Regions from separate parts of the Homo sapiens genome. Here region 1 is linked to region 2. Evidence: read pairs that join two places in POLR2A ChIA-PET (ENCODE). Cell type or tissue: A673. All regions are shown on one strand. Links, peaks and the distances in the headings refer to the core of each region. The heading gives the core; the rest is flanking DNA.

Region 1 (4,401 bases), core at 116-4,115, 54 kb before region 2:
CTTAATTTTTGTTTGGTAATACAATCATCTTAGAATAGTGTCTCTTAAAAGGGAGAGAGTAAAAGAATCACTGCTTAAAAGTGGTTGTAGTCTTTTTTTTCTTTGGTATTGCATAGCACCAGATGACAAAATTTGTGAAGCTGGATTTCAGACCTGTAACAGTAATGATAATAGCTAGTATTTATTAAGTGCCTGCCATGCACCATCAGCTATTCAAATAACTTTACATATATTTTTTCATTTCGTCTTCATGACAATTCTATGTTGTAGGTTATTATCATTCCCCTTTTCCATAGAGGGAGAGTAAAGTACAGAGAATTTGAATAACTCACCACACAGTCAGTAAATTATGGAGCCAGGATTATAGTGTGCGCCCTCACATACCACATTAATGGTAACAGCAGCACTAGCAGCAACAACTTCTCATCTTATTGGATATATGAGATGGAGTAATTAGCCTTCACCAGATCAACCTTTGTAAAGAAGCAGGGACACTTACAAGGTGTTAGTGCAGCAGTGGTTATGCAAATGTCGTAGTTCTGAACATGTAAAACTTTGCTTGGCCTAATATTGAAGTGGCTAGTGCAGCTTCATTAAGTGCAAGCTGATTAGAGAGGGCCTGTGTGGATTTGGGTTACACAGATGCAGTGATGTTAACTCGACAGGCGCAAATGGTGCAGCTGAACAGGAAAATAAATCCTAGAAGACTGATTGATAGCACATCCTTTTTCGGGGTCATGGATAAATCATTTCTTTTGATTCCCTCTTTCTCACTTATTGAGTTCTTGGACTCCTTAATTCTTAGAACATTTTCTTTCTTTCTTTCTTTCTTTCTTTCTTTTTTGTTCAGACAGAGTATCACTCTGTCGCCCAGGCTGGAGTGCAGTGGCACGACCCTGGCTCACCACAACTTCCGCCTCCCAGGCGCAAGTGGTTCTCCTGCCTCAGCCTCCAGACTAGCTGAGATTACGGGAGCCCACCACCATGCCCAGCTAATTTATTTTTATTTTTTGTATTTTTAGTGGAGACGGGGTTTCACCATTTTGGCAGGGTGGTTTCGAACTCCTGACCTCGTGATCCACCTGCCTCGGCCTCCCAAAGTGCTGGGATTACAGGCATGAGCCACCACACCCCGCCTAATTCTTAGAACATTTTCTATGCCCCCCCCAAAAAAAAAAACAACTTATGAAAAATAAGATGTGCTGGCTTGGTTTATGAATGAATTCTTAATAAAAGAATACAACACAGCTATTATTTAAAGGTCAACTTCTGTAATGCGTTTTAAATAATTCACTTGATTAGATTGCAATTTTACATACATCTCTTGAGGAACACACACATTATATAAAGTAAGATTAATCTAATGTTAGTGAATATTACTGAGTAACTGAAGTTTAGTAATCTTCATTTTAGTTTTTCTCAAAGTGTGGGTACTGCAACAGAATTACCTGGGGTTCTTGATAAAAATGCATATTTTTGGCCCTATAGTCCAGATGTACTGAATGAATCTCTCTGGGAGAACCCCCGCAAAGTCTCACTCAAGCAGGTGCTTGAGAAGCACTGCTTTATATCATCAGTCCTGATTGTTTGGATTTCTTTCTTTTTTTTTTTTTTTTTGAGTTTTGCTCTTGTTGCCCAGGCTGGAGTGCAATGGTGTGATCTCGGCTCACTGCAACCTCCACCTCCCGGGTTCAAGCAATTCTGCCTCAGCCTCTCGGGTAGCTGGGATTACAGGCATGTGCCACCACTCCTGGCTAATTTTGTATTGTTAGTAGAGACAGGGTTTCTCCATGTTGGTCAGGCTGGTCTTGAACTCCTGATCTCAGGTGATCTGCCCGCCTCGGCCTCCCAAAATGCTGGGATTATAGGTGTGGGCCACTGTGCCTGGCCCTGGCCCTGGCCCTGGCCCTGGCCCTGGCCCTGGATTTCTTTCTTTCTTTTTTTTTTTTTTTTTTTTTTTTTTTGAGACAGAGTCTGGCTCGGTCACCCAGACTGGAGTGCAGTGGCGCCATCTCAGCTCACTGCAACCTCTGCCTCCCGGGTTCAAGTGATTCTTCTGCCTCAGCCTCCCAAGTAGCTGGGACTACAGGTGTGCACCACCACACCCGGCTAATTTTTGTATTTTTAGTAGAGACGTGGTTTTACCATATTGGCCAGGCTGATCTCAAACTCCTGACCTCGTGATCTGCCTGCCTCTGCCTCCGAAAGTGCTGGGATTATAGGCATGAGCCACCACGCCTGGGCTGGATTTCTTAAATATGGTGATTCAGTGACATTTTGCTGTGTAATTATTGGCAACCACAAAATCTTAGTGGCATGCAACAATAGGCATTTATTCTGCTCCATGTGTCTCTTTCTGGGGTCCAGGCTAGAGGGAGAAGTAACATCTATCTGGGGGAGGCTTGTGTCATGGCATTGGCAGAAGTGCAAGAGGCCAAGCCCAACCCTACCAGCACATTTCCAGACTCTGCTCTCCTAACATCCCATTGGCTGACCGAGTCATATGGCTAGGCTAAGCTCAGAAACAAGAGGTATCAAAGTACACTTTGCCTGTGATGAGGCTAATGTAATATTTGGATATATAGTACTATTGCAGAAGAACGAAGAATTGAAATTCTCAGTAGACCACATATAACCAGTAAGATGGTCCAGAAGGGAGGCTTTTCTTACCCTTTGAAGAGGGCCAACCTCTTAATTAGTTTTTTGCATTAAAATGATATAAACTTTGGTCTCTACAAAAGCTATTCTGGCATGTGGGATGATGTGATAGTAGTGGTATTGATGTGGATGAGTAGTGAGGTGAGAGATAACTGTTCACACAAGACAAAACCTTTCCTTCATTAAAGGCCAGTTTTTTTTTTAACAAAAAGAGAAGAAATTGAATATTGATCTCTAATGGGTAAATTCTAACCATTAAAAAAATACTGAGTGGAATCTGTGTGAATCAGTTAATTTTATAATTGGCCACACCACTTATTTTGGCACCTACTCATAGATTGCTGTGCTGCTGGATATCAGTTTTTGTTTTTGTTTTTTTTTTTTTTTTTTTGAGATGGAGTCTTGCTCTGTCACACAGCCTGGAGTGGAGTGGCACGATCTCGACTCATTACAACCTCCACCTCCCAGGTTCAAGCCATTCTCCTGCCTCAGCCTCCCGAGTAGCTGGGATTATAGGTGTGCACCATCATGCCTGGTTAATTTTTGTATTTTTAGTAGAGATGGGGTTTCACTATGCTAGCCAGGCCGGTCTCGAACTCCTGATCTTGTGATCCACCTGCCCTGGCCTCCCAAAGTGCTGGGATTACAGGTGTGAGCCACCACACCCGAAATTTTTTTATTTTTAGTAGAGATGGGGTTTCACCATGTTGGCCAGGCTGGTCTCAAACTCCTTACCTCAGCTGATCCACCCACCTTGGCCTCCCAAAGTGTTGGGATTACAGGTGTGAGCTACCGCACCTGACCAGGTATCAGTTTTATGTATTTGCCTTGTCCTTCCTACTGATAATTGCTTCCAGAGGACAGTATTCATGTCTGATTAGTTTTATAATTTAGTAGACATTTAAGAAATACTTAGTGAATGAATAATAAATAGGAATTTCAACCAGGAATATTCTAGGGTTGTTTATTGACTCAAATAACACACCAATAACTTTTTCTTTGTCCTAGTTCCTTCAACTATAAAGTATGTAGTTTAAGAGGTATAGTGGGAAGACCACTGTTGGGAGTTAATGAGACCTAGATTCTATATGATTCCGGGCAAATAGGTTACTTAACATAGTTTTCTTACTTGTAATAATATGGGGTTGTACTTGATCATTTTGAAATACAGATTCATGGGTACCCCACTAGACCTACTGAATCCAAATCTCTGGACAACGAGCCTGGGAATCTGCCTTTGATGCCCTCATCAGCCAGTAAATTTTAGGTACCTTTGAGAACTACTGGATCTAAGATTCTTTCTAACTCTCAAGTTCTATAACTTTATTTCTACTTTTTGTGGTAATTACTACTTAATCTATATCTTTTATTGCTTAATCTGGTAAACATTAGGAACAAACATTTCTTAATTTGTGCATTAAGCAATTACCCAAAATCTTTTCCTTTTAAAAATTTGCAGTGTGGCCTGGGCGAAGTGGCTTACTCTGTAATCCTGGCACTTGGGGAGGCCAAGGCAGGCGGATCACTTGAGGTCAGGATTTCGAGACCAGCCCTGCTGTACAAAAAATACAAAAATTTGGCTGGGAGCTGTGGCTCACACCTATAATCCCAGCACTTTGGGAAGCCAAGGCGGGCTGATAACCTGAGGTCAGGAGTTTGAGACCAGCCTGACTAACGTGGTGAAACCCCGTCTCTACTAAAATACAAAATTAGGCCAGTTGCCATGGCTCACGCTTGTAATCC
Region 2 (4,401 bases), core at 241-4,240:
GCATTGGCATTTGTTTTGCAAGTTTTTACCTTAATTAAAAATAAATCAAAGGCAGCAGAAATCTGTGTGTTTTGTTGTCGTTGTTGTTAACTAAAATGATAAAGGGATCCTCAGCTGTTAAATCTACTTTGTTGTTTTGAGGTTTGACCTGGCCTTATTCCATATATAGCCATCTGCCAGCTGGTAAGGTGGTATCTAGTAAGGATATTTAAGAGTGTTGCCTTGCCAGATCTAGCCGTAAGCAAGTCCTATATCTAAATTAACCTTTGAGGCTGAAAATCATATAGCCATCTGCCAGCTGGTAAGGTAGCATCTGTCTAGGATGTTCAAGAATGTTACTTTGCTAGATCTAGAGGCAAGCATGCTCTCTGCTAAATTTCATCTTTACTGGACCTCCAGGATCTTTAGGACTTGTATTAGTCAGGATTCTCCAGATAAACAGAACCAATAGGAGTAAGTAGATAGGTAGGTAGGTAGGTAGGTAGATAGATATATGTATAGATAGATACACAAGGGGACCTCAGAAAGTTCATGGAAAATGCATATTATGAAAAAACTCTGCATGTTTTTCAAAAATTTTTTGTGCCAAAATAAACTTGAACAGGATCTAGTTTGAGGCACTAAGGAAGGCTAAGACATCAGTTTGAAAAAAGCTCCTATCAAAGCAACATGAATTCTACTAAAATTGAAGCAAGAACAAACATAAAATTTATAGTGAAACTTTGGTAGAAGAATGGTGAAATCATTGATGCTTTACAAAAAGTTTATGGGGACAATGCCCCAAAGAAATCAGCAGTTTTACAAATGGATAACTCGTTTTAAAAAAGGACAGGACAGGCCGGGCATGATGGCTCATGCCTGTAATCCCAGCACTTTGGGAGGCTGAGGCGGGCGGATCACGAGGTCAAGAGATCAAGACCATCCTGGCCAACATGGTGTAACCCCGTCTCTACTAAAAATACAAAAATTAGCTGGGTGTGGTGGCGTGCGCCTGTAGTCCCAGCTGCTCGGGAGGCTGAGCCAGGAGAATTGCTTGAACCCGGGAGGCAAAGATTGCAGTGAGCCAAGATCGCACGACTACACTCCAGCCTGGCGACAGAGCGAGACTCTGTCTCAAAAAATAAATAAATAAAAAAGGACAGGACAGTGTTAAAGATGAAGCTTGCAGTGGCAGACTGCAAGGAAATTTGCAAGGAAAAAATTAACCTTGTTTGTGCCTTATTTGAAGGGGACAAATGATTAACAGCAAAAACAATAGCGAACATCACAGACATCTCAAGTGATTCAGCTTACACAATTCTGGCTGAAAAATTAAACTTGGGCAAACTTTCATCTCATTGGGGGCCAAAACCATTGCACCCAAATCAGCTATAGACGAGCAGTGCTTTCAATGGAATTTTTAAACAAATGGGATCAAGATCCTGAAGCATTTCTTGAAAAAATTAAAACAGATGAAACATGTCTTTACCAATATATCCTGAAGACAGGGCATAATTAAAGCAATGGCTACCAAGAGGTGGAAGTGGTCCAGTCAAAGCAAAATGGACTGGTCATGGCAACAGTTTTTTGGGATGCTCAAGGTATTTTGCTTGTTGGTTTTCTGGAGGGCCAAAGAATGATAACATCTGCTTATTATGAGAATGTTTTGAGAAAACCAAAGCTTTAGCAGAAAAACACTAGGGAGAAATTTGTTAAAGAGTCCTTCTCCACCATGACAATGCTCCTGCTCATTCCTGTCATCAAACAAGGGCAATTTTTAAAGAGTTTCAATGGAAAATCAATATAGTCCTGATTTGGCTCCTTCTGACTTCTTTTTGTTTCCTAATCTTTTTGTTTGTTTGTTTTTGAGATAGTGTCTTGCTCTGTCACACAGGCTGGAGTGCAGTGGCTGGCACAATCTTGGCTCACTGCAACCTTGACCTCTGGGGCTCAAGCGAGCATCCTACCTCAGCCTCCCAAGTAGCTAGGACTACAAGGTGTGCCACCATGCCTGGCTAATTTTGTTTATTTTTTGTAGAGATGAGATCTCAGTATGTTGCCCAGTCTGGGCTCAAACTCATGCCTGGTGACACAGTGAGACTCTGTCTCAAAAAAAAAAAAAAAAAAAAAAAAAAAAAATATATATATATATATATATATATATATTTATTTATTTATTTACGTCTATAATCCCAGCAATTTGGGAGACTGAGGTGGGCAGCTCACTTGAGCTTAGGAGTTGCAGACCCGCCTGGGCAACATGGTGAGACCCCTTCTCTTCAAAAAAATTCAAAAATAAGCTGGATAGGCTGGGTGTGGTGGTTCCTGCCTGTAATCACAGCACTTTGGGAGGCCAAGGCAGGCAGATCACCTGAGGTCAGGAGTTTGAGATCAGCCTGGCCAAGATGGTGAAACCCCGTCTCTACTGAAAAAAGACAAAAAAATTAGCCAGGTGTGGTTGTGGGCATCTGTAGTCCCAGCTACTCCGGAGGCTAAGGCTGGAGAATTGCTTGAACCCATGAGGCAGAGGTTGCAGTGAGCTGAGATCATGCCACTGCACTCCAGCCTGGGCGACAGAGCCAGATCCTGTCTCAAAAAAAAAATACATATATATATATATATATATATATATATATATGTTTTTGTACAGTTATACAGTATGTTCGTGTTTTAAGCTAAGTGTTTTATTATAAGAGTAAAAATGTTAAAAACAGTTAAACCACAGGTTAAAAAGTTTATGAAGTAAAGTTAGAGTAATCTAAGGTTAATTTATTATCAAGGAAATAAAAAACAAAAGTAATGTTGTCTAAGTATAGTGTTTATGAAGTCTACAGTAGGGTACAGTAATGTCCTAGGCCTTCACATTCACTTACCGCTCACACACTGACCTAGAGCAAGTTCTAGTCCTACAAGCTCCATTCATGGTAAGTGCCCTATACAGGTATACCATATTTTATCTTTCATACTGTATTTTTGCTCTACTTTTTCTGTGTTTAGATACACAGATACTATTGTGTTGCAGCAACCTACAGTATTCAGTGGAATAGCTATACAACTATCCTATAGTCTAGAAGTAATAGGCTATATCATATAGCCTAGGTATGTAATAGGCTATGTCATCCAGGTTTCTCTAAGTACACTCTATGATATTCATACGATGAAGTCACCTAACAACAAATTTCTCAGAACATATTTCTGTCATTAAGCCACACATGACTGCCTTAAGTATTGTTCCATGAAATTTTTATTTTAGTTTTATGTTTACCTTTGCATTTGGTCATGATTCAAAAAAGCATTTCTTATACTATGTTTCTTTCTATACTAAGTTAACTATAAAATGGTACATCACTGGTAATAGTGATAATAAACCGGCCATTTTCATGAAAACTTAGTTTTATCTTGGCTAGGCACAGTGGCTTACGCCTATAATCCCAGCACTTTGGGAGGCTGAGGCGGGTGAATCCCTTGAGCCCAGAGTTAGAGACCAGCCTGGGCAACATGGTGAAACCCCGTCTCTACAAAAAAATTAGTTGGGCATGATAGCCTGCGCCTGTGGTCCCAGCTACTTGGGGGCCTGAGGTGGGAGGATCACCTGAGCCTAGGTGATTGAGGCTGCAGTGAGCCCTGATTGTGCTACCGCACTCCAGCCTGATGGATAGAGTGAGACCCTGTCTCAAGAAAAAAAAACAACAACAGCAGCAACAAAAAAACCCACAAAAACAAAAGCCGAAAAGAAAAGGAAACTTAGTTTTATCTTGACAAAGATATCTAATTTGCTTCTAAGCTTTTTAAATTGAAACAATGCATGGCCTATCTTTTGAATTTGTGAGTTTGCCACCCCTGAAAACATCTAAGTAGATCATCTGTCAGAGATGTTACAGGTAGGATGAATTCCTGCTTTATTATGGAAAATTTGACTTCTAGTTCTTTCCAAGTAATATTTTATAATTCTAACTTATATATGTGGTCCTATTCCTAGAAAATGATGTATTCTTTTCATACAGTTTTTCCAGTGGTACTGAAAATAACCTCAGCCCGAATTGGCTTTGTTAAACTTGGAAGTTTTTCAAGAAACATGACTCTAGAATTCTTTACTAGGTCTTCGCAAAATATTTCGCCTTGCAGTAAGAATTGTGTTCCTCTCATATCTCTTTTTTTCCTTATTTCCATGCTTTCCCATTTTATTCACATGGACAATTTTTAGTCAATTAGCATTTATTTTGGGGCTTCCTCAAAAACTCTAAATTTTTTTTTTGAGATGGAGTCTCGCTTGGTCCGAGGCTGGAGTGCAGTGGCGTGATCTCGGCTCACTGCAACCTCTGTCTCCCAGGTTCAAGCGATTCTTCTGCCTCAGCCTCCAGAGTAGCTGGGATTACAGGCGGGCGCCACCACGCCCAGCTAATTTTTATATTTTTAGTAGAG

What was found. Peaks named below come from ENCODE experiments on the same cell type or tissue, not always from the same donor. Only the 100,000 strongest peaks of a DNase experiment are listed, where the experiment ranks them.
Region 1: POLR2A ChIA-PET joins it to region 2 with 8 read pairs; 11 of 35 experiments call an interaction of 5 or more read pairs at or near these places.

What each region holds. Positions count from the first base shown.
Region 1 is chr2:202,379,029-202,383,429 of GRCh38, forward strand. All of the region lies in intron 1 of BMPR2 (bone morphogenetic protein receptor type 2), which reads left to right. Among named protein-coding and RNA genes, the nearest start is that of BMPR2, 4.9 kb to the left of the region's middle. In A673, for the core only: no CTCF peak of the experiment used is centred there; no DNase peak of the experiment used is centred there; H3K4me3 peaks cover 1,283 bases; H3K27ac peaks cover 833 bases.
Region 2 is chr2:202,432,792-202,437,192 of GRCh38, forward strand. The region is part of intron 1 of BMPR2 (bone morphogenetic protein receptor type 2); the gene reads left to right. Among named protein-coding and RNA genes, the nearest start is that of BMPR2, 59 kb to the left of the region's middle. In A673, for the core only: no CTCF peak of the experiment used is centred there; no DNase peak of the experiment used is centred there.